Linked DNA regions of Homo sapiens: region 1 is linked to region 2. Evidence: chromatin contacts called from ENCODE Hi-C or POLR2A ChIA-PET data. All regions are on one chromosome and are shown on one strand. The core of a region is the stretch at or near the end of the contact, and the rest is flanking DNA. Distances in the headings are between cores, read along the strand shown.

The links. Hi-C counts contacts between places; a loop is a spot of excess contacts on that map. ChIA-PET counts read pairs that join two places held with the same protein, here RNA polymerase II (POLR2A). Pooled maps may share reads with other maps.
Region 1: a map with no recorded cell type shows a loop between it and region 2 (10-fold over the local background). The contact joins two enhancer-like sites. A Hi-C loop is called at or near these places in 1 of 37 single-sample maps with no recorded cell type and 2 of 50 pooled maps. POLR2A ChIA-PET finds 5 or more read pairs at or near these places in 4 of 52 experiments (GM12878, H1, activated CD8-positive, alpha-beta memory T cell and 1 more).

What each region holds. Positions count from the first base shown.
Region 1 is chr22:42,660,885-42,663,584 of GRCh38, forward strand. No RefSeq gene overlaps it. Among named protein-coding and RNA genes, the nearest start is that of CYB5R3, 13 kb to the left of the region's middle. RefSeq lists silencers at 1,223-1,362, 1,493-1,542, 1,583-1,862. Within about 2 kb of position 1,272, at least 9 of the 41 ENCODE cell types and tissues checked have a DNase peak (open chromatin) inside an H3K27ac peak, as active enhancers do.
Region 2 is chr22:42,886,907-42,889,606 of GRCh38, forward strand. It overlaps PACSIN2 (protein kinase C and casein kinase substrate in neurons 2), which reads right to left. Exons shown (of 11, transcript NM_001184970.3): 5 at 1,737-1,892. Among named protein-coding and RNA genes, the nearest start is that of ARFGAP3, 31 kb to the left of the region's middle. Within about 2 kb of position 1,390, at least 8 of the 41 ENCODE cell types and tissues checked have a DNase peak (open chromatin) inside an H3K27ac peak, as active enhancers do.

The DNA.
Region 1 (2,700 bases), core at 22-2,521, 230 kb before region 2:
CAGCAAGTGTTCAGCTGTCCAGAAGCTCTCCCAACCCCGTCCATTATTTCTTTCTTTTTCTTTTCTTTTCTTTTCTTTTTTTCTTTTTTAAGACGGAGTCTTGCTCTTGTCGCCCAGTCTGGAGTGCAATGGCATGATTTTGGCTCACTGCAACCTCTGCCTCTTGGGTTCAAGTGATTCACCTGCCTTGCCTCCCGAGTAGCTGGGATTACAGGTGCCCGCCACCATGGTCAGCTAATTTTTGTATTTTTAGTAGAGACGGGGGTTTCATCATGTTGGCCAGGCTGGTCTTGAACTCCTGACCTCATGTGATCCACCCGCCTTGGCATCCCAAAGTGCTGGGATTACAGGCATGAGCCACCGCGCCCGGCCTATTTATTTCTATATATATTTATTATATTTAATAATATATATTATTATTTATATACATATTTTTAATTTTATTTTTTTGGCTGGGTGGGGTGGTACACGCCTGTAATCCCAGCACTTTGGGAGGCCGAGGCGGGTGTATCCCCTGAGGTCAGGAGTTCGAGACCAGCCTGACCAACATAGTGAAACCCCATCTCTACTAAAAATACAAAATTAGCTGGATGTGGTGGTGCACGCCTGTAATCCCAGCTACTCAGGAGGCTGAGGCAGGTGAATTGCTTGAACCCGGGAGGCAGAGGTTGTAGTGAGCAGAGATCGCGCCATTGCACTCCAGCCTGGGCAACAAGAGTGAAGCTCCGTTTCAAAAAAAAATTATTTATTTTTAAAAATTGAATTAACTTGGCTGGGTGTGGTGGCTCACCCCTGTAATCCCAGCACTTTGGGAGGCCGAGGGGGGAGGATCACCTGAGGTCAGGAGTCCGAGACCAGCCTGGCCAACATGGTGAAATCCCTGTCTCTACTAAAAATGCAAAAATTAGCCTGGAGTGGTGGCGCATGCCTGTAATCCCAGATTGCTTGAACCCGGGAGGCGGAGGCTGCAGTGAGCGGAGATCACGCCACTGCACTCCACCCTGGGCGACAGAGCCAGACTCTGTCTCAAAAAAAAAAAAAAAAAAAAAAAAAAAAAAGGAGAGTTGTATTATTATTTGTAGATGAAGAAAACTGGTTCTGTCCAACCAATGCAGAATAGATCTCAATGGATCTTTGAGCGTCCAGAAATAGACCTAAGTGTAAAAGGGGGCATTTGCAGTTGAGTAGGATGGGCTGGGTACTGTCGCCAGGTCTGTAGTCCCAGCAATTTGGGTGCGCTTGATGTCAGGTTCCGGCCTCCAGGGGGCGCGCCCGAGCCAGGAAAAGGCTCCCGGCGCCCGGGGCGCGGGTCCAGCCGGCTCCATCCGAAATCTCCACTCCCACCGGCTTCGGCTGGGGGTTCTGCCGCTGCTCTGCTCCAGCCGAGCCCCAAATCCTGCCTCCTCTACCCCTTCCTCGGACCCAGCCCGTGCCCACCTTGGGTCCCGGCAGCCTGGGAGGGGTGCGCCTCTTGGGGCTCATCCCCCACAACCTCCACGCTCTGGAGGTGTTCAGGTTCCTTCGAGTCCGTGTCCCCGAGCCCCGCGCCGCTACGGGGAGCCCTGCAGACGCCTCGGTGGGGAAGAGAGGCCGCTGTCCCGGGATAGGTGCTGCCCCTTGGGCTGCGGGGCTCCGCGGAGAGCGGCCGAGAGAGCGGGAGCCCGGGCCGGGCGGGCCGGGGTGGACGGTCGTGGGGGCTGCCGGGGAGGCCCGGGAGCGGGAGGAGGTGACGGTCGGAGACGGGTGATTCTTGTGAGGGCACGCGGAGCCGGGGCGGGATGGGGGCCCTACCTTGTCCAGGCGCCCTCTGGATCCGGGTCTGCCTCGAGGCGGCGGAAGCCCCACGGGGCGCTGGGCGGCGCCCTCCCCTGCCTTGCCCTCGTGGGGTTACTCCCCGCAGAGCTCCCAGCTGGCCCCCCAGGACTCGTGGGGGTGAGGGGAGGGGGATGTGAAGCTCCCGAATGGAGGCCGAGAGGGCAGCGGGGCAGGGGATGCTCAGGAGTTCAAGTCCAGCCTGGGCAACATGGCAGGGCCCATCCCAGGGTGTCCAGGGCAAAAACAGTTCCCGCTCATGGGCTCAGAGAGGTCACGCCTGCCCCTGCCGAGGACAGAGCCTGTCACAAAGAAAACGGCACGCTCTGGAAGTTTCTTCCATCCCTTTCCACCTCCTCCTTCAAAACAGAGTCTGCGTCCTTTTGGCCGGGCTCGGTGGCTCACGCCTGTAATCCCAGCACTTTGGGAGGCTGGGGCAGGCAGATCACGAGGTCAAGAGATCGAGACCATCCTGGCCAACATGGTGAAACCCTGGCTCTACTAAAACTACAAAAATTAACTGGGCGTGGTGGCGCATGCCTGTAGTCCCAGCTACTTGGGAGGCTGAGGCAGGAGAATCGCTTGAACCCTGAAGGCGGAGGTTGCAGTCGACAGAGATCATGCCACTGCACTTCAGCCAGGTGACAGAGCGAGACTCTGAGACTCCGTCTCAAAAAACAAAACAAAACAAAACAAAACAAAAGAAAGACAGGAGCTCCTCCCCTTCTATAATTACAAACTTTTAACAGTTTTCCCTCAGGTTATCATTTTTATTTCATGAGAAAGTTCTGGCTAATGAGAACCCAAAACCCAAAGGAGGTGTTGATTTCAGGCACAGTGCCAGGTGCCTCTAATCCAGCCAGGAGCTAGGGGCTGCTCTGGGAGCTG
Region 2 (2,700 bases), core at 140-2,639:
ATGTTCTGGGTGGCTGTCAAACATGAAAGGCCTCTTCCTCTCCATCTCTGTCTCCCTTTCTCTCACACAGGCACGCCCCCGCCCAACATGGAGAAGCCCCATCTTTCCTCTAGGCACCTTTTTGGGCACCTGATTCCCTGGGATTCTGGCAAAGGCCCGAGAGTTCTCCCGGACCTTGTGCTTCTTGAGCCCAGGTGCCTCCCACTCAGTAGTTGGTTCCAGGCTCCTCACCTGATCCCACCGTGGAGGCACCTGGGCTGCTTCAAAAGCCCAGATTCCTGGCTCCAGCAATGGGAGTGAGAGGGGTTTCCCAGAGGATTCTGACACTTGGTCTGAGTGACGAACTCTCGTGTAGATGACGTGTTCCCCTTGCTACACCGACGGCATAGCAGTGAGGAACAGTGGAGAAAGGGCATATGTATGGGCTTGAGGTCAGAAGTTCCTGCTCTCACCTGCTGGATGGCACGTGACTTAACCTCTCTGATCTTGGTTTCCTCATTCACAAAACAGGGATGCCACCACCTAACTGACAGGGGCCAGGAAAGGCTGGTGGGTAGTGAAACCAGCTTAGGCCTCTTGCCTCCCCTCTGCCCATGTCCTCTTCCTGGAGTGCAGCCTCTCTCTACCTCATTCCGTCTCTCTCTGCAAATCCTGGTTGGGAATCTCCTCTCCAAACACCGAGGCAGGGCAGGCCCTCGGCAATCACACCCCCCAGCCCTCACCCCTCATGGCTGACCAAAGGAGGGGAGGTGGGGCCGAGGGCTGAGCCCCTCCCTTCCTGTGAACTTTTAAATCACAAGACGATGACGCTGTCTGGTTTTAAGTCCTGTGACTCCAGGACCTTCCAGGCAGAATCACTTATCTACACCTGCGGAGCATGTAATAGTTTACACAATGATTTCTCATTAACCCATGGGGCAGAAAATCTCCGCTTCACAACAGAAATGGAAGGGCACCCATGATGCCACAGTGCCTGGTCACGGTCTCTCCTTGGCCAAAGACCACCCTTCTGCCACCCCTGGCTCCACAGCCTCTGCCTCACTTTCGGGGCCTGTCACTGTGGAGACTGCAGGGCCCCTCCATCCTCCCTCCCACCTGGCTCCCCCAGACAAGCGCTCCCAGCCTGCAGTCCCTCCCCCAGGTCTCTGCCCCCAGCCCCTCTCCCTACACAAGCAGAGCAATCCTTCTAAACCATCTCACCCTCCTCACCTCCTCCCTGATCCCACCCAGGCTCAGGCCTTCCTGAGTGGCTCCTGGTCAGCAGCATCCTAAGCTCCTTACTCAGCCTGGCTGTCCAGGCCACTGGTGATTTGGTCCTCATAACCCTCCATACCAGCTCACACCACACCCATTCACACCCACCACTGGCCACAACCATTCACACCTGCCACCAGCCACACCCATTCACACCCACCACTGGCGACGCCCATGTTGGCACAAGCAGCTCCCTGCAGCAATCCCAGCTGTCCTTGTGTCTCTGAGCACCAAGAGCTGTCTCTTACCCCTGGCTTGCCCAGAGCCTGGCTCTGTCCCTTGACTGAGCAGGTACAGTGGCTATGGTGAGGCGAGGTGCTAGGGCACTCACCTGTGGCCTTCTTGAGGACAGGGGTGTGTTTTATTGGTTATTTATCCCTCTATCCACCCATTCACCCAAGCAGTTACAGAAGGCTATATGCCAGACACGTCAACAACTGACACGGTGACACTCGACGTGTAAAAACAAGTGTACAGTTTACCTTAAGAACATCTTGCTTGCACTTTTCTATTTTGTCTTGCAATTTCTTGAGCTGTTCAGGGTTGAGGGATGGGTCTGCCTTGCTGTTGGCTTCTCGTGAGATAGCCAGCTTCTCCTCTTTGCACGCTGCATGGTGGGCTTTCTTTGCTGCTTCTACCTACAGGGAGAATGAGTTCCTGAATGCCATGTCACTGGGAGTTCAGGATCCTCACTAGAAGTCACACAGACCATGGGAATGCTTGTGCTACCAAGAGGGGAGAAAAAGGCAGGTACAAAATTGTATGTATACTATCATAGCAACCAGTCACAACAGGAACGCACTCAACACATATTCATGGAGTACTTGCTTGTCCTGTGCATGGTTCGAGGCACCAGGAACACAGCAAGAAACACAAGGTCTTTGTGAAGCTTTCATTTGAGTTGCAGGAGGCAGATACAGTATAGGAAAAGTTACATGCCAGAGTCAATTAGAGGGCATTAAGTGTAGGGGAGGACAACTGAGACGGAGCATGGGGTGGGTGGAGAAAGCCACTGAGATGACATGGAACACGCACATGGAGCACGCACATGGAACACGCACATGGAGGGGTTATGGGCATCCCAGGAAGACCATGCCAGGCCGCAGGATCGGCAAATACAAAGAAAGTTCCAAGGAGGAACCCAGCATGAGAGAGAGGACCATACTAGGGGGCAGGGCCATCAGCCACATTTCCTCTGGTTTTAATGGTTTTTACACACACACACACACACACACACACTCTTAACAGATCCTTCCTTATTTGAGCCAAAGCCACAAATTTCATTCTAGAGGGAAGGAGGAGTTTATTAGCAAAGGCCTCATGAGACACAGACAGTTTCATTATGAATGGGGCCAGGGACAAAACAGAAGAGAAAGGAGATGTGACAAAAGCTAAGACACAGAGAAAAGGAGACACAGAGAAAACCATCCGGAAGGACAGAGGCAT